Regions from separate parts of the Homo sapiens genome. Here region 2 is linked to region 1. A link is an interaction called in ENCODE POLR2A ChIA-PET data of the cell type or tissue named here. Cell type or tissue: endothelial cell of umbilical vein. All regions are shown on one strand. Links, peaks and the distances in the headings refer to the core of each region. The heading gives the core; the rest is flanking DNA.

Evidence for each region. Peaks named below come from ENCODE experiments on the same cell type or tissue, not always from the same donor. Only the 100,000 strongest peaks of a DNase experiment are listed, where the experiment ranks them.
Region 2: POLR2A ChIA-PET joins it to region 1 with 5 read pairs; 1 of 35 experiments calls an interaction of 5 or more read pairs at or near these places.

Annotation. Positions count from the first base shown.
Region 1 is chr7:133,005,103-133,015,085 of GRCh38, reverse strand. The region is part of intron 3 of CHCHD3 (coiled-coil-helix-coiled-coil-helix domain containing 3); the gene reads left to right. Among named protein-coding and RNA genes, the nearest start is that of MIR3654, 25 kb to the left of the region's middle. In endothelial cell of umbilical vein, for the core only: no CTCF peak of the experiment used is centred there; a DNase peak (open chromatin) is centred at 5,035; H3K27ac peaks cover 773 bases.
Region 2 is chr7:132,611,846-132,621,828 of GRCh38, reverse strand. It overlaps a transcript of PLXNA4 not described here. Among named protein-coding and RNA genes, the nearest start is that of FLJ40288, 32 kb to the left of the region's middle. In endothelial cell of umbilical vein, for the core only: no CTCF peak of the experiment used is centred there; DNase peaks (open chromatin) are centred at 2,668 and 6,918; H3K27ac peaks cover 1,233 bases.

The DNA of each region.
Region 1 (9,983 bases), core at 2,242-7,241:
ACAGGCGTGAGCCACTGTGCCTGGCTCTATACCTGACTTTTAAATGCTTGTTTGTGCACATTTTCAGTGACAATGGCAGTTTAAATTTCTCATGAGTTCAGTTCTCGTTAGCTTAAGATTGGGACATTTTTCTTAATAGTACAGCGGGGAGTATGTGGAAGCAGCTGGTGCCCTGCCTCATGAACTTTAGAGATGAGGATCTGCTGCTGGTCAGTGAGGCACGTGTGTGCTCACTAGCGATTTCCTGAGTTCAGTAGAGCAAATTGGGCACCTTTCACGGTGGGGGAATTTGTTAACTTCTTTCTTGGAGTTAGGAAGCAATAAAGAAGTGCAGGAATTACTTTAATTAATGATTGCAGAGGGGAAAAATATTTACGTTTCTCTCTATATTCATTCTTAGACTTTTTTTTTTTTAAAATGGAAGACTGGCTTATTCTGTTATTTTATATATTTGTGTTGCTTGATATGCTGGGTTTTTGGCTTGTAGTGTCTGTTGTTAGTATTTATTTGCCTTTTGTATGATAGTCAGTCATCACATTTAGTCTACAAATTTAGATGTTTTGAAATCAATTAAAAACTTAGCTGCTGGGACAATTTGCCGTTGGAACTAGAATATTGAATTTATCTGTCAAAATATTCAGCCACGATGGGAGCAATTGTTAGTTATATGCTATTTACAATTGCTTCCTTACATATAAACAATCTGAATCCTTGAGGCTGCAACCATTTCATTTGAAAGGTTTTTTTTTTTTTTTTGAGTTATCCCCCAAACAATTTTAGTGTGATTTAGGTGTCAGGTATAAAGCATTAAAACACAGATTAACCATGTAAATGTTTCAATTCTTGATTTAAATTCAAGTTTCTTCACAACTTCTCAGAATGGATCTTTTAAATTCCTTGTTTCTTGGTGCCATTTTGTCAAGGTTGATTTAGATTAAAACAAAAATCTCATAAAAATCCGTAAATTACAGGGCATTTTGACTTCCTGATGGGGTTGTTGGATTAAAACCAAATGATACCAAAAAAAGTACCCCACAAAGTCAACTGAAACCACTAATGTGACAAGTGTCTACTAGTTAAGAAACACTTATGCAACAGAGTTTCTGCAATTCTTCCATTATTTCTACCGAACCAGGTAGGTTTGACATAGGAAATTCATTCCTTAAACAACTGAAAACATGGATATTGTGTTTGTTTCTTTAACAAAAAAAAAGAAAATTACCAGGGAAATACATACCTATAAAAGGAATTCAGTAAATACAGATGAATAGTTTTCTGTCTCCCTCCTTTCCCTTATTCTTACTCCCTACAAAATCATTTATACATTCTTACCCTAGATTATTTATCATTTTGTTTTTTTAAAACAAAATGAGCATGTTATATAACGTGCTTTTTTCTACTCAGTCATATATTGTGATCTCTCTTCCCATGTCAGCATATATAGATTCAAGTAGACCGTCTATCTGATAATAAATGCCATTTAAGAAGACTTTGCCTAAGAAAAGTAATATTACTACTACTAATAATATGTAATAGTAAGTAATCATTTGTAATAGTAATAGCTAACAGTTTTGAATACTTCTTTTGTCCTAAGCACTGGTCCAAGCCCTTTGCACATGTGATTATTTAACCTTCATAGCAGCCCTATGGGGCAGGTTCTGACCTGCTAGTCTCCTCACTTTGTAGATGAAGTAGCCGAAACACAGAGGTCACTTGCTTATAGCCACATAGCCAGAAAGCAGAGGAGCTGGAATTTGAACGCAGGCAGTCGGCATCTGGAGTCACCCATACTTACCATCACTCGATCAGACTGTGTTTCAGAGGCTAAATTATTTTCTGATCCAGCAGTAATGTTACCTATTATATGTCTGTCTGAATGTTTTTTTTTTTTTTTTTTTTTGAGGCGGAGTCTTGCTCTGTTGCCCAGGCTGGAGTGCAGGGGTGTGATCTCAGCTTACTGCAACCTCTGCTTCCTGGGTTCAAGCGATTCTCCTGCCTCAGCCTCCCAAGTAGCTGAGATTACAGGCACCCGACACCACATCCAGATGATTTTTGTATTTTTAGTAGAGACGGGGTTTCATCATGTTGGCCAGGCTGGTCTCAAACTCCTGACCCCAGGTGATCCACCCACCTTGACCTCCCAAAGTGGTGGGATTACAAGCGTTAGACACCACTCCCAGCCCTGACCTTTTGATGTCGGTTATTGAAGGTTTGGCCTCCCCTCCCCTCCCTTCCCCTCCCCTCTCTTCTCCTCCCCTCCCTTCCCCTCCCCTCTCTTCCCCTCCCCTCCCCTCCCCTCTCCTCCTTTTCTTTCTTAGTTTTGAGACAGGATTTGGCTCTGTCGCCCATGGTGGAGTGCAGTGGTGCAATCTCAGCCCATTGCACCCTCTGTCTCCCAGACTCAAGCCATCCTCTCACCTTAACCTCCCGAGTAGCTGGGACTACAGGTGCATGCCACCATGTCTGCCTAATTTTTGTATTTTTGTTAGAGGCAGGGATTCACCTTGTTGCCCAGGCTGGTCTCGAACTCTTAGGCTCAAGCCATCTGCCTGCCTTGGCTTCCCAAAGTGTTAGGATTACAGGCGTGAGCCACTGTGCCTGGCCTGAAGATTTATGTTTTATAGGTTTTACCAGTAAACTATGCCTTAATTATGGAGCTCAATAAATAAGAAATTTAGATTGAAAAGAATTTCACAAATGAAAGGACTTTTTGTGTTTTGTTTTTTAACTCACATGACTATGTTTTGAAATAAAACTGTCAAAATACTGTCAAATGGTGGGTAAAAATTAATATTACTGTAGATTTAGCTGTAATAGGTTGGAAATTGTGCATTTCATTATGAATATATCTGTCAGCTGTACAATTCAGTTTTTATAGAATTAAAGAAAAGGAGCCCAAGTGGGTTTCTATAATTTATGTTATTTAGCCCTACATAGGTTTGCCTTACATAGTTTGCCTTAGAAAAGCTCTCTCCTCAAACTACTGAAAATGTGGATAATGCTAGTCTAACAGAAAATTGCGGGTAACAGAAAGTTGAGGGTAACATCAACTTTCTGTAACCCTTATCAACTTTCTGAGGTTGCAGTGAGCCGAGATTGCGCCATTGCACTCCAGCCTGGGTGGCAGAGCAATACTCTGTCTCAATTAATCAATCAACCATTCAATAAATGTCAGGCATAAATAAATAAATAAGTAAATGTCAGTGTTTCTTCGTAACAGAAAGAATATTAACTGTAAAGACAGATTCTCAAGAGAGCTTGGTCCTAAGATAAAATAATTTTTTAAAGATTTTTTATTATTGACGATTCCAAATTCATTCTTCCTGCCTTTATGTCCCTGTTTTCCCATTTCCAGTGAATTGGCCCTAATGTCTCTGCTTTTAAAATATATTAGAAATGAATTACCTCTCACCTTTGCCACCCCTGCCTTAGGCTAAGCCAGTGGTTCTCAGCTGCTGGAGATTTTGCTCCCTTCCCCATGGGACTTCTGGCCATACCTGGAGACCTTTTAGGTTGTCCTAACATTGGGGGTACCACTGGCATCTGATAGGTAGAGGCCAGCAATGCTGTTAAACATCCTACAGTGCACTGGACAGCCCCTCTACAACAAAGAATTGTTCAGTTCAAAATGTTGATATAGCTCCGAGGCCGAGAAACCCTGGTGTAAGCCATTACCATTTCTCATTTGTAGTATTACAAAGTCACCTCCATTGGGCTATTCTTGTCCGCCACATTCTATTTTTCACAAAGCAGCATTAGTTGGCTTTAAAAAAATGCATTTTGAATCATGTCACTTTCTTTGCTTAAAACCCTCTAATGGCTTCATTAGGTTTAGCATAAAGTCCAAGTCCTTTTCTCTGACCTTCAAGTCCTCTACCTATTGTTACACATTTACACCCTCTGATACTTGGATCTCCTATGTTACCACCCTCTCATTGAACACTTCGGCCACATCGGCTGCCAAACCTGTTTGTGCCTATAGCTCCTTGTCCAGAATATTTGCACTTCATATTTTGCATGGCTGACTCCCTCTTACTATCACAGTTTTTCCCAAATAACCCTACAGAGAGGATTTCCCTGGTCATTTTGTCTAAAATAACTCTTCTTTCTTTCCTGTTCTCTCATCCTAGCTGTCCTTTTCCTGCTTTATGTTTCTTTATAGTATTCTTTTTCTGTTTCTTGTCTGTCTCCTGCACTGGAATATAAAAGTTTATGAGGGCTGGGCATGCCTGTAATCCCAGCACTTTGGGAGGCCGAGGCGGGCGGATCACCTGAGGTCAGGAGTTCAAGACCAGCCTGGCCAACATGACGAAACCCTATGTCTACTAAAAATACAAAAATTAGCCAGGTATGGTGGCAGGCATCCGTAGTCCCAGCTACTCAGGAGGCTGAGGCACGAGAATCGCTTGAACCTGGGAGCCAGAGGTTGTAGTAAGCCGAGATCACGCCACTGCACTTTAGCCTGGGTGACAAGAGTGAGACCCTGTCTCAAAATAAAAGAAAGTCTATGAGGGCAAAATTCATTGTCTGTCATATAGTAGGTACCAAAAAGGGATTTTATATTAAATTACGATAATATTTTACTGTTGTGGCTAAATACATTAAAATGGGATAGAATTTGTCCAAAAGTCAAAAGAGACAGGAGAATCATCATATGACAATAGCAACTGCCATTTAATGATTGTCCACTGTGTACTGTGCGCTGTGCATATATTTGTATATATTAGCTCTGAACTCCCCGAGAGCCCTCTGATGAAGCCTGCTTTGGCCTGTATTGTGGCCTATAAGATGATGCTCCTCATATTCCCCTCCAGGATCCAAGGCTAGGTGACCCCCACTCTGCCATCAAACTGAGGAGCAATTGGATGTGGTAGCTCTGCTTTCTACAGGTTTATTTTACAAAAGTAGCTTGGAGTGGGCAAGTACCTTGACCTGACAACAGGCAGCATCAGGTTCAAATCCAGTTCTCTTTTACTCCAAGCCCGTTCCCAACATTTCAGATTTTCATAGTGTTTAGGAAGTGACTGTGATTCATGTCTTCCTGTTGAGTAGGCTTAATTGGCTTTCATTTTCTGATATGAGGACTGCATTATAACTCCAGGAGCAGTGTTTTTTTGGTTTCAGGTCCTGTCCTGAGACAGTTGCTCAGTTTCCTTCATTTTTAATGAGCATTGTCTAAAAGTGGAAACTTGACAGTATATGAATATCATCTAAGCTTTCAGAGTATTTTTATTGTTGGCTAACAACATAATCAAAATTTGAAACGACATGAACAACATGTACTATAGTTTGCACTTACATTTTACATGAGACTGAACCAGAGCGTATGTTGTGTAAGTCTTTAAGCCTTGTCTGTTGGGACAGAAGTCAAGAAGTCTCTTGTGTCTCTGAGCATATACTTTTGCCCTCATGAACCCTGTCAAAGGGATTCCAGATGTCCTTTGAACATTTGGTGCCTTAGATTCAAGAGGTGCATGGCGTAACATGGATTTGTATCTTGAAACATTGCATTCTTTCCCTGGTTTCGTGACAGAGTTTTTTTTTTTTTGTCGTAACCTGAGAGATCATCTCTTCTCTCCTCGTGCCCCCCTCAGCCTCCCTGGCTTCTGGGAATCAGGGCTCTCTCCAGGCACCAGAGAAGGCAAAAGCCCAGAGCTTCCTGGGATGGCAAATTGTTCTGAGTTTCAGTGTGTTCCTGTACTTTTTTTTTTTTTTTTTTTTTGAGACAGAGTCTCGCACTGTCACCCAGGCTGGAGTGCAGTGGCGCGATCTTGGCTCACTGCAACCTCTGCCTCCTGGGTTCAAGCGATTCTCCTGCCTCAGCCTCCCGATTAGCTGGGCTTACAGGTGCACACCACCGTGCCTGGCCAATTTCTGTGTTTTTTAATAGAGATGGGGTGTCACATGTTGGCCAGGCTGGTCTCAAGCTCCTGGCCTCAGGTGATCCACCTGCCTTGGCCTCCCAAAGTGCTGGGATTACAGGTGTGAGCCACCGTGGCCAGCCCTTGTGCGTTTTGAGTTGAAGATTATCTCTTGCTTCTTGGCCTCTTGTATCTGTCCTCCCACTGACTACCTTTGTGTTCTGGTTTTTGTTGTTGTTGTTTTTTTTTTTTTTGGTCTTTTTTGTTTTTTCATTTGCCAGCAGCTTGTCATAGGAATGACACATACTCAGCAGAGTCAGCTTTAGACAGCTTTTTGCAGACAAGAACAACAAATTCACCAGTCAGGGAACAAAGTGAGAGAAAAATGAAGAACAATATTAGAAAAGAATCCTTTGGGAAGCTGCACAAAAAATGTTATATTAAAATCGATACCAGGGCTTGACCTTTTGTGGTAGTGTATATTTTAAAGCCTCCTATTGATTCTCTTTTAATAACATGTTTATTCTAGTTTACTGACATAAGCCTACAGAGAATACAAAAAGAAAAGATCAAATTCTTTATTACGGTGGTCATTTAAATTTGTCTCAGACATTTCATATGGCTAATGTTATATATGTATGTATGTAACATATTCTTATGCATTGTAAGACTTTGAGATGTTATGAAGGTGGCAAAGGGGATTTTTATTTTTGTTGGAAATACTCTTGGCCTTGCTGTGACATATAAATATATCTCCTTCCTTCACCATGAAATTGCTTTTTTTTTCTTTTTTTTTTTTCTTTTCTGCATGTGTGTAGAATACAGAAAAGTCTCATTTTGATTGTTTTTTTTTTTCTTCTCTTAAAAACCATCGATAGCTTAATCTGCCGAGTCTGGGAACATTTGGTGACAGTTCTATGCATAAAGACAGCTGTCTTTTACTGTATAACTAATGGCAAAATGTCGAAGAATAGGAAATCTTCTTACTTGATCCCTTTGATCACTCAATCTTGTAATTTCAAAGACAGAAATATTTATTGCTTTTCACAGTGTGGGGCCATGCACATTTCACTTAGGAAGATAGTCATCTTAAGGGTGTTGTCCAGTCATGAATTGGTTGCACTATTCTTATCTCCTCAGGTTTTTTTCCATTAGGAAAGAAACAGAATCAATTTTCTTACTTCATTCAGATGATTTCCCCCAACATAACAGATATTAAGAGGTATCCAGAATAACAGGAAGGACTTGAGAGACATACCTGGAAAGGTTATCCTGTAAATGGCAAATTAAATGAGATTCAACCTGTAGAACATCTTGTTAATAGGCTTGGGGAGAAATAGGATGCTCGGATCTAATTCATGGTTTTAATATAATAGTCCTGTTGTTTATGGGACATATAATATCAGATGTTGAGAAGCCAGAGAGTAATTCCAGGAAGGCTGTAATGAATTAGAGGACATTTTCAAAGGGCAAGTAAATTAATCAGGAAGCTAAAAATCAGAAAGTTGGGACACGTATATTGTAGCATGGGAGGAGACAGGGAGGCTCAGCAGAGATGTAGCAGGGCATCCCTAAGGAGGTCCAGAGAGTGGCTAGTTTCTCTCTACCCTTGTGTCTTTAAATGTTGGAGGGACCTGGAGTGAGCAGCCGTAGTGATGATACTGCTGCCATTCTGCACACTGCTGGTGCGGGGCCAGCCATTCCGTTAGGATTGGTTTCTGGACACTGACCTGCTTGCTAGGGTCTCAAAAGGTGAGTGTCAGAAAAGCTAGCTTATAAGTAAAGGTAAAATTCAAATAAAACTAAGATTTAAAACTGTCCAACTTAGAAGTCAGTTTAACTAATCCCATGGTAGAATTGAGTTATGGTATATGTCCAAAAAGAGACTGAGAACGAGACAATAACTAAAGACATGGGCACAATCAAGTGGGTCTCTCCTAGGTCTGCCCCTGCTTGCTTCTCTCTCTTACCTTGTGCCATTGTCAATTCTTTATTAGCCTGGTCTGCTCTTCTGTGTTTTATCATTACCCCACCTGTAACAGCTTCCTAGTACCTATCAATATAGATCAAAGTGAAAATCACAAGGCACATGATAGTAATAAGTATTTTTTTCTAGTTACAAAAATAACTCACACTGTTTAGAAAATTAGAGAAATGCAGCCAAACAAAGTTAAGAAAATGAAAATCATCTATAATCTCACTATTCACACAAAACCACGGTAAATATTTTGGTACACAGGCTTATACACACAGGAGAAAAAAAATAACAAGTGGTATTATAGTGTCCTTACTATTTTTATGAGCTGCTTTATTTTTGCTCATAATATATCATAAAAATATGTTGTCAGTACATATATAAATAACTTAATTGTAGTTCACTATTAGACATTTACGGTTCCAAATAAATGGTTCAGAATGTTTCACTTTTATGAACACTCTGCATTGGATATCCTTATTATTAAATTTACACATATCCAGTGTTATTTCCTTAGGGTAAATCCCTAGAAATGGAATTACTAGGTCAAAGGTTATACTAAATATTATTATTGTCAAATTGCCCTCAAGAAATTGTGTTACTTAATTCACCACCAGTATGAATCCTTGTTTTTTTCTCACTGTTGCAAACTTTGGGAACATAGTAGTTAAACCAGTGTTGTGTTATGCCCATATGACCATGGTTGCTCGTATCTGTTTATTTGGCTAGTATTTTCATTAATTTTATTTATTTTTTTATTTATTTATTTATTTATTTATTTATGAGACGGAGTCTTGCTCTGTTGCCCAGGCTGGAGTGCAGCGGCGCGATCTCAGCTCACTGCAACCTCTACCTTCCCAGGTTCAAGGGATTCTTGTGCCTCAGGCTCCCAAGTAGCTGGGATTACAGGTGTGTGCCACCATGCCTGGCTAATTTTTGTATTTTTAGTAGAGACAGGGTTTCATCATGTTGGTCAGGCTGGTCTCTAACTCTGGACCTCAGGTGATCTGCCTGCCTTGGCCTTGCAAACTGCTGGGATTACAGGCGTGAGCCACTGCGCCCGGCCTATTTTCATTTATTTTAGATGGGTGGTTACTAGTGGGATGGAATAGTCTTTTTGTGTTAGTACTATGGGAGTTTAGATACTTTAATTCTTGCCAGATCATTTTAGGTTAATGTTAAGTTAATATAGTTTAAGAAATCTGTAACTTAATAATGTTCTTTGTTAGTTGTCTGTACATACAAAATCCTGTCACTGAGACCTATATGTAGCTGGCGAGATACAACAGATATGCAATAGGTGAGATATGATATAGCTGGGAATACTCTAATTGCCCTGGAGTGGACTCAGTATTTCTAAAATTGCCACAGCAGATCTGGCGTAAATGTGATTTAGTTAACTGGTGAGTATTACACCTTATCTATAAATGTATAATTGTGCCATAAGATCAAATGTCACAGAAGAAATAAAACAGCTTTGTGACATTTCTAGCTTTATAAGTAAAACAATACCCTCTATATAGTAGATACTAAATAAATACTTGTTGATTATTGAATTTGACCATTCCTTCATTTTTTTGAAGGATAACTTGATGTTTGCCTTTTGCTTGTTACATACAAAAAAAGGAAAATCAAATAAATTTGTAGATTGAAATGAAAACTCCATGAGAAGCGAAAATCAGTGACTGAGCTTTGGGCTTAAAAAATTATATAGCGTATACTTTTGTGATTTTTGTTTCTTGATTCTGTATGCTGACCTGATTTTCAAATTCCTTTTTAAAAATGAGCACATTAAACAAAATGAATGTTGATCTTAATTCTGAGAAAATAAGTAAATATGGTTGTTGGATCTTTTCTTGATCCCACACTAATAAGAGATGCATAGGTCTAGTTCCTTGTTCAGGTTCACCCTCGAGTGAGGATGAGCCTAGAGAGACACATGCGCTTCACCCTTAAACCACATATGCTGACTTAATATAATGAATACACCTAAGTGGTTTAGAGATGGAAGAGATTTTAGGTTTGTTTTTTGTTTGTTTGATAACAAAAATAACCCAGAATTGGGAATCAGAAGACCAGAGTCTGGTCCTGCCTCTCTGCTTATTAACTGAGCAGAGATTAATCACAGTTTCTTTAAGCTCAGTTTT
Region 2 (9,983 bases), core at 2,215-7,214, 390 kb after region 1:
CACTAATTCGATTTGAAATGGTTTTAAAGTTTGATGATGATGGCAGAGGTTTAGGGAAACTGGTTCTTTCATAACTTGCTTGTGGGAGAGTAAATTGGTGCAGCCACTTCAGAATGCTATTTATCAGTATTTATGGCAATTTTAAGTGTTCATGTCCTTTGACCCAGCAATTTCATTTCTCACTATTTTTTCCTAGAGTAACACTTGCCCATGTATATGGTGGGCCTCAAATAAGATACCTTTGCAGCAATGTATAAAAACTAAGAGATTGGCCAGGTGCGATGGCTCATGCCTGTAATCCCAGCACCTTGGGAGGCTGAGGCGGGCAGATCATGAAGTCAAAAGATGGAGACCATCCTGGCCAACATGGTGAAACCCCGTCTCTGTTAAAAATACAAAAATTAGCTGGGCATGGTGGCATGCGCCTGTAGTCCTAGCTACTTGGGAGGCTGAGGCAGGAGAATCGCTTGAACCAAGGAGGCGGAGGTTGCAGTGAGCCAAGATTGTGCCATTGCACTCCAGCCTGGGCGAGACAGTGAGACTCCATCTAAAAAAAAAAACAAAAAAACCAAAAAAAAAAAACAAAAAAAAACCAAGAGATTAAAAATCACCTAAATGACCAGCAGTTAGGGACTAGGTAAGTAAACTATGGTTCACTTGAATTATAGAATAGCATGGAATGGTGCTATGGACTGAATGCTTTTGTCTCCCTAAAATTCATATGTTGAAGCCCTAGTGTGATGGTATTTGTTGGTAGGGCCTTTGGGATGTGATTTACTCATGAGAGTGGAGCCCTCATGAATGAAATTAGTGCCCTTATAAGAAAAGACATGAGAGAGATGATCTCTCTGCCCTGCGAGGATACAGCAAGAAGGAGGCCATCTGCAAACCAAGAAGCAGGCCTTTACTGGATACTAAATTGGTCAGAACTTGGATCTTGGACTTTCAGCCACCAGACCTGTGAGAAATAAATGTCTATTGTTTAAGCCACCCGGTTGATGGTATTCTGTGATAGCAGCCCGAACGACTAAGACAAATGGTTAAAAATATAGGGTAGAGTTATATGAGCGGATGTGGAAAGGGCTTTAAGACATATTCCAAATGAAAACAGCAAGTAGCAGAGCAAAAGGTATCCTATTACATCATTTATAGAAATAATAATGAGAACAAGACAAAAACTACAAATCTCTCTAAGTACATATACATTTATGTATGTCAAAGCACAGGGAAGAGTCTGGAAGGTTATAAACCAGGGCAATGTTGTTAGCTTGGGAGAGAGGACTGGGCTTGACATGGTAATTAAGGAGACTTTTGATTTTATTGTTTGGATTTTAATAACCCTAAAGCATCCTCAATGCACTAGTTATATAATTAAAAACAAATTAATAAGAGTAAAGATGTTATATAAAATAAATTTAAAAACTCAAATATTTTGGACTTTGCAAATATAAATACCAATGGCATTTATCATGTTTTGTTATTATCTTAACATTTTAAGACCTTGAACAAAGAAACAAAAACTAAACAGAACAACAAGAACCTTCTCAGAAATCCTAATCAGAGGCAGGCCGCTTATCCAGGGTCACCTCAGAAATCACAAGAGTAGGTGGGATTATGAGAACGTGCATACTGAATGTGTCATTATGTCTTTCAAGACTGGTAGGTGATCATGTGACCCTGTAGTCTTAAACATGGTACCATCAAAAAAGAGCTTATTAAGAAAAATGGGCCAGGCGCGGTGGCTCACGCCTATAATCCCAGCACTTTGGGAGGCTGAGGCAGCCTGATCATGAGGTCAGGAGCTCGAGACCATCCTGGCTAACACAGTGAAACCCCATCTCTACTAAAAATACAAAAAGCATTAGCTGGGCATGGTGGTGGGCGCCTGTAGTCCCAGCTACTCAGGAGGCTGAGGCAGGAGAATGGCATGAACCCGGGAGGCGGAGTTTGCAGTGAGCTGAGATCGCACCACTGCACTCCAGCCTGGGCAATAGAGCGAGACTCCGTCTCAAAAACCAAAAAAGAAAAATGGACAACAAGGAGTCCTGCTGTTACCTAGTAGTTCTCCAATTATGTTCCAGTAGTCTGATAGTTGGAGTGAGGCAGGTTCAATAGCTAAAATCAAGTAGTTGATCACACATCTTTGCTTAGCTTCTAGAATATGCCAGATACACTAACCAGGAACTGAAATGGAGCCATGAATAAGACAGTCATTGCCACTTTGTTCATGGGCCTTGTAATCTAGAGATATTTTCCTGATTAATACAAAACATTTAGTCAATTCACAGAACTTTCTCTGTTTACAGTTTTTCTTCCATAGATGTTTCCTTTGATTTTTGAGTTGCTTACATACCAGCAAGCACAAATGACAACAGCAATAAAGCTGATGAAACAGTAGCAAATAAGTATTAACAGAAAAATTCTGAAATCACTTTTTATGTTTAATCTGGCAGTTAATCTTTTTGGACAGGTATGCATGGTCGTGAGATTGTATTTCATGTATATGGTATAATCTTCTTGTCCCCATATAAAATTGTTGATTTGTAAGTGGAATTTAAAATATCTCTTGGGGGCTAGCCAGAGAATGTCATGATTTCCAGGCTTGATACTATCTGGAAAAGTTTGAGAAACATACACATATACTTCACTCTTTTTAAGGGTTCTTTTTCCTAAGGATTCAAAACAGGCGGAAATCTTGGTTAAGAAGGTTTTTTGGGATTTACACTTCGCTGACATTTTCCCACTGTTCTGAGTCATTTCCTTCTGAGCCACAACTTGTCTAGTTACCAGGCAGTGTCTGGGTCATAGAAATACAGTCTAATGAATTTAAAAAATTTCCAAATAATTTCTGTCCTCTTCTTGCATTTTTTAATTTCATGATGTCCATAGTGATACTTCTGAAACCTACTTTTCTTTCCTGTCCACTTCTCTCATGGAGCCCAGGCTACCAGAAATCACTTTTTATGTTTAATTTCACAGTAATCTTTTTGGACAGGAATGCATGATTGTGATATATTTCATGTATATGATATAATCTTCTTGTCTCTAATTAAAATTGTTAATTTGTAAATGGAATTTAAAATATTTCATGGGGGCTAAACAGAGAATGTCATGATTCTGTCCTCCCAACATAAACCTTCTGCTACTTTTCTGGCTGCTCCTTGCCTCACAATCTTGCATTACAAAAGCCCAAAGCAGTTGTCTGGCCTGAATGAGCCTGGCCTAGAGGACAAGGAGGAAAAACCGGAGAGGCAGACCAAGTTAGGCAGAACTGGAGGGAAGCAGGGAGTGAAAGGCAGAGAACAGTCAGAGGTTAATTACAATTATCTTTTCACATAATCATTTGTGAAATAGTTCACTTGGTCAACACATATTTATTAAGAACCTACCAAGTGCCAGGGCCTGGAGATGCAATAGTAAACAGACAGAATGAACATGGCCTCTGCCTTCATGAAGCTTCCCCTAATGGGACATAGAGAGGAGTAAGCAGGTATTCACCCAGCACCGTGATGAATGCTGAAGAATAACAGTATAGGAGTTCATGGGCCATGGTGAGGTAGGAGGAAAAGCTTCCTGAGGAAGGCCACATGGCTTGCCAGGAAGCCAGAGGCTGCTAGGTGTCCACTAATATTCCTTTAGTAATAGCACCTAAATTTATCTGACCAATGGCTGCCCAGCTAGGGACTGCATTTCCCAGGCTCCCTTGCAGCTGAGTTTGGCCATACGACTCAATTCTGGCCCATGAGACCTGAGCAGGAATGATGTGGGCAATTTCTGGTTTGCACCCATAAGATGAAGGGTCTGCCTTCCTGCTCTGATTCCTGCCTGGAAAGTGGGCCTGGAGGTGGTAACTGGAGCAGCCACCTTACATAGTGAGAAGGAAGCTCAATGGTAAAGGTGGCAGAGGAGAAAGAATGAAGCAGAAACAATACTGTTCAGCAGAGTTGCCCTACCAGCCCAAGACCTGCAGAGAAAAAGATTCTATCTGGTATAAACAACTCTTATTTAGTTTCTATTCTGGTAGCTGGAGAAACATTTTAGGTCATATATCAGGTTTAAGAGAGAGTTCTGAATTTCTAATCTCCTCTTCTTATCCACTTGGGATCCCACAGTGTAATTCAGTAGCAGTCCTTGGATCAACCAGACTGGGAGGCATTTGGGAAATGGGTTGTCAGTGTTTTAGATTTCATGGGAGGAAGCCTCAGTGATGTAGATACTCTTCCAATTTAATTACTGTGAAAATTTCTAAGAGACAGTAATTACTGCCTTATTTGCTGAAAGAATGGCCTAAAGGAAAATAATTTATGTATTTGGTCTGAAATCAAACTCCTTACCATTAGGAAGACATAGGACATGCAGAAACAGGGAATACAGAGGCATTTTTCACTCTCTGGCTTGAAGCTCTGTAGCCCAGGGTTCAGGGATGGCCCTGGGATAAGAGTGGAAAGCACCCATCAGTTCCTGGAGCAAGTCTACCCACATAGTGCCTTCCTGATCAGTCTTCAGACTCTGAGCCGTTTCTTACATTCTGACCCCATCCCTCAAACCACCCCGTGCTTTTCCTCTGTGGCACTGTGGCTCCCTGTCACTACTGAGAAGCACCCTCTCAGCATGACAGCTGGGAGGGAGCAAGCCTCAGAGAACAAACCCATGCCCAAGGTGGCAATCGGGTTCTTTACAAATAGGATCAGTCAAGAGAAGCTAGGTTGTGCTGATGTAACGAAACCCCCCATATCTTAAATCCAACATGGCTGCTCACTTTAGCCACTCAAGTCAACCTGGATGACCATCTTATGACTCTACCATCCAACATGAGGCTTCAGGGTTCTTTGTGGTGAAGATGAGAGAGGGCATGGGAAGTTCTTGATGCTCCGAATCAGAAGGGACCCATTTGCTGGACAGAGCAAGTGATGCAGCCACTCCTTACTTCATGGGTTGGAGAGTAGGGTCCTTCTGTCTGTCTGGAAAGGAAGGGCAACTGGAAGGGTCAGAGAACCGCACAGTCTACCACAGAGATGACCCGTGAAAGGGCCGGTGGGTAAACGCAGTGTTTTCAAACAGGTGCATATTCCAGGAGGTGCACAAGAGGATCCACTGGGCGCAGGAAGAACATAATAGAATGTTGAGTTATATTTATTCTTTGTTTTCTCCTTTTACAGTTTCTATATTTTGAGTATGTCTGTTACATCTACTATAATGTCTATTTGTAGTATAAATAATGTTAGACATGTAGTTTATGTGATTATAATTTATAAATAAATATGTATATACTGGGGGTGGATGCTCAAAAAGTTTTATGGATGAGTCAAGCAATTAAAAATGTTTGGAGGCCACTGGGCTGGAGAACAGGACACAGAGCCTCTTAGGTTGTAAGTGCTGAGGGCTCTTGGAAAACAAGGCTCCTGCAGCCCTTGACCTCAAGTGACTCAGTTTCCTTGGCTATGAAATTCCCATTATGATTCCCTTTGCAGAAGCTTTTAGGATCAATACCCCAAAGGCCCTTAGAGAACAGGCTGAGACAGGCTAGGCAGGCAAGGTAGACAGAGGAAGCTGAATACATTTTCTCCTCTCTTGCCTGCAGCCAGCAAATGCAGAAGCACTGCGAAGAGGCAACGTGCTTTTTAAACTGTGCATGGAACATGGAGTGGGTGTGTGGGGTGCATGGTGACCATGTGTGTGTCAGGTAGAGAATGCAGCCTTGGACTGGAGAGCCAAGAGAAAGCATGACCAGGGAGTTTGGGCGTTATCTGCCATTGCTTTTCCTGGTGTGGCTGGAAATTTTTGAGGGATCCACTCCAAGGGAAGCGTGTTGCTAGCTAAGTCTGGCTGATTTGGGGATAGGGCGAAAGCAGGCGGTGGGGAATAGAGAGAGAGAGAGAGAGAGAGAGAGAGAGAGAGAGATCCTTTATCTGTCAAAAAGTGTGTTAAGTCTCCAGAGGGGAGAAGGGAGAGGGGAGAGAGGAGAGGGGAGAGGGAGGGATAGCGGTGGGGAGAAGGAGCGAATGAATGCATGTGTGTGTGTGTGCATGTGCATGAGTGTGTGTGTGCACCCACGTGCACGTTGCTGAAAGCTGATGTGGACAGAGTCTGTTAGTTTTTCTTCCTCTGGCTCAAATGGGGTCTCCCAGCTTTGGGACATGAAAAGCGTCACTTCCCTGCTCACTCCAATGGGCCGCAGAAGGGAAGAAGAGCAGGGAGGTGAGCAGAAGCAGGGAATAAGGTATAAGGAGCAGGTGCTACAGGGTGCAGGAAGGAGAAAAAGTGTCAGACAGATCCCGAAGTGGACACCAGAAGTGACTCTTCGTTGCGTCCAGAGCCCTCAGCCATCAGCCAAAGCCTGCAACCCAGAGCCCCAGGGACGCTGAGGCCGGGCACTGCGGGCCGCCTGCGGTGGTGGGAGCAGCCCCAGCCCCCGTCCCCTCCGCCAGGGGCGGGGGCTGCAGAAGTCCCCACGGCGGCAGTCCAGGCAGACAGGACGCGAGTGGGGTTCGTGCTGCACAGGCGTCAGTTTCCCTTAGGGCCCTGCTCCCTCTGCCACCACTCCCCTCTCTGTGAAGGACATCATCACTTTCCCAGCCACAGGCTCAAAACCTCAGCCATCTCCCGAACCCCCCTCCCGCTCCACCGGTAACCAAAGCCCTAGAATCTCAGCTCTCCCAGATTCCTCCCTTCCCGCCCCTGTGCCGGGTCCCTAGGTAGGGAGGCAAAACCATGGCGTGTCCTAAAGCCTTGTGCTGATGGTATTTCTTAAGACCTTCTAAATCTTTTGTTCTACGGAATAGAAACCAGTGTTCTGAAAGAGGGCGAGGGCTCGGGGGAGAGAGATTTATTACAGTTTAAGGGCAAGGGACATCTTGGGAAGCCAGGGGGCAGGATTTCAGAAGAGGCTCCGGAAGGCTCTGGAACTTGGAAGCCGGCGGGACACAGGCGACCTTCCCAGCCACTCCTCCATCTCCGCCTCTCTGCACATCTGCTTCCTCTTTCTCTGCAGCTTGCTTTTCTCCGCGGCTCAGTTCCGCGGTGGGAGGTGTCTCCGGCATTTCCCAAGTATTTACATCTCCTCCATTCAAGAGACCTGAATAAACTGAACTAGTACCAAATTTCTTGGAAATTTCTCATTAGTCAAATTGGGCCAGGTGCCTCTGTCCCGTCAGCTGTGGCCAGGCATCAGAGCGCTGCACACAGCTGTGGTTGCTGGGGCCTGCGTCTGGTGCCTGCCAGCCTTGCCTGGGCACCCTCCCTGTGGGTCTGACATTTATAAACCTCTGCTCCAACACTGCTCCCTGAGCCTTCAGTGCCTCCCCACCTTTGAGCTTTATTTCCATCAACTTACGTGCTGAAAACAATATTAAATACGCTTGTTCCAAGTTCACCCGCTGTCTGCTGCATCCTGCTATCTTTCAGGGTGGGCCTGCTTAAACCCACTCCCGCTATGGCACTAGACCTGTCCAGTATGAGGGCCTCTGGCCGCATGTGGCTACCGAGCACTTGAAATGTGGCTAGTCTGAATTGAGATGTGCAGTGTGTCAATCACACATTGGATTTTTAGCGTTCTGAAAAAAAGAGTGTAAAATACCTCAATAATCGTTTATATTGTTGATCTGTTGGAATAACATTTTGGATATCCAAAATATTGAATATTAATATTGGGTTAAATAAATAAAATGTAATTTTAAAAAGTTAATTTTACCCGTTTTTACTTCTCTAATGTGGCTACTAGAAAAATGTGACTCACATTACATTTCTACAGGATAGCACTGGGTGAAAGCACATTCTCAGCAAAGTCCTGGGCTTTCTCACTTACTGCCTTTACTCAAGCTGTTCCTCCCTCCAGAAGGTCTCCCCATCTTCCACCTATGCAACTCCTATGCATCCTGCAAAACCTCCTTCCAATGTTGCCCTTTGAAGCCCCACGCCCACAGGCAGAAGTAACCTGCCCACCTTCAGAACTGTGGAACATTTTTTTCTTTTACTTTTTTTTCCTGGATTTAAAAATACACTCCTAGCAGACTTTACATGTAATTATTAAAATATATTTTATCTTCTGTGTTATACTGTAGGTCCTTGTGGCCGTGTTTTGTTTATTTTTTTATTTCAGGTATAGATAGCCAACAAATGCGTATAACTGACTTGGAAATATTAAGTCTGTGCAAGAATATCACACATGCTACTTTGCGTTTGTCCTGGTCTGTGTTCCAGTTTTCTCCATCACCCCGTCGCCCACTCACTGACACACCACAGGAGCACACTGTCTCACCCCCATTGCCATATCCACTCAGCCACCAGATACTTAATGGCACTTTCCTGTGCCAGGTGCTGGTGGAATATGGGTGAACAGCAGTGAATAAAGAGACATGGCCCCTGCCTTCACAGAAGCCAAAATCTAATGGGGACAGTGATAATTAAAAAGTAAATAGATTCACATGGAATTATGAACTGTGATATGGAGGATTCAGAGGAGATGTCGGGGGGGAGGGTGGCTTTATTCAGATTCATGGTCAATTGGTGGCAGTGACCTTTTAGTAGAAGCTGGTGGCGTGAGGAGGCAGCTATGTACAGAGCAGAGGAGAGGAGGCCCAGGCTGAGAATGTGATGCGAGAAGATCCCGAGTTGGAAAAGTGCAAGGTGTGCTAAGCCCAGGGAGGGAGGAGGAAAGCTGCATGAGACCAAAGGGCATTTTCTCTGCAGTCCAACCTTTGTGTGCGTGAGAGGAATCGCTAGTAGGTCAGTTTCCTCTCTGTCTTCCGAGTTTACTCTTTGGAACTTCAGAAGCGTCAAGGACTACACTGGTCTCTTAACATCTTTTCAACAAAGCATAAAGATTAAGTCCGTTTTTTTTTTCTCATAGTGTTACATCTAGGTGACTGTGTAATGTAGTAAATGTATATATATTCTTACGAAGATCATGTGTATAATCTCATTTTGATGCCCTTTTGATAGAAATCAGTGGTTCTCACCCATGGTTGATTTTGTCTTCCATGAGACATTGGGCGATGCCTAGAGACAGTTTGGGTTGTCACAACTGCTCAGGGGTGCTGCAAAATATCTAACAATACACAGGACAGGCCCTCCCTGCACCCAATAAAGAATTATTTGCACAAAATGTCAGTAGTGCTGAGAGGGAGAAAGAGTCAGGATGAGGACTTTTTTTTTTTTTTTTTTTTTGAGATGGAGACTCTTTCTGTTGCCCAGGCTGGAGTACAGTGGTGCAATCTCCTCTCACTGCAACCTCTGCCTCCTGAGTTCAAGTGATTCTCCTGCCTCAGCTTCCCAAGTAGGTGGGATTACAGTTGTGCACCACCACGCCTAGCTGCTTTTTGTATTTTTTCAGTAGAGATGGAGGTTTCACCATGTTGGCCAGGCTGGTCTTGAACTCCTGACCTCAAGTGATCTGCCCACCTCAGTCTCCCAAAGTGCTGGGATTACAGTCATGAGCCACCGCGCCTGGCCAGGATGAACACATTCTTTTGACAGGTAGAAAGTTGAATCTGTGACAGAGACTGCCAGGTGCTACATCACATCTGTTGTTCCTTCCATTCTTAGTAAAAGAAGCCCAATTTTTTTCGAGGTCACACAATGCATGTAGCTAACAGGTGCTATTTCCCAGTGTCCTCTGCAGTTAGGTGTGGCCATGTGACTAAGTCCTGGCCACTGAGATGTAAGCGGACATGTGCTATCCTTTGGGAAGTTTGCTAAAATGGAGTTGACTTGGCATGCATTGCTGTCAAGGGGACATTTTGCCTTGTTTTTCTGATTTCCTGATCCCTAGAAGATGGTGTAATAGCAGGAGCTCAAAACAGCAATCTTGACCTACTGATGACCTTGAGAATGGAAGCTGTGAAGCAGCCTTAAGGTGACCTTGAAGATGGCAGAACACAAAGTCAGCAGCCTTGGTCTCCAGTGATTTCATGGAGCCCCTGGACTCTTTCCCTCCTTCCAGCCTTTTTTAGGGGAAAGAATGTGCCCTGCCTGTTAAAACTTCT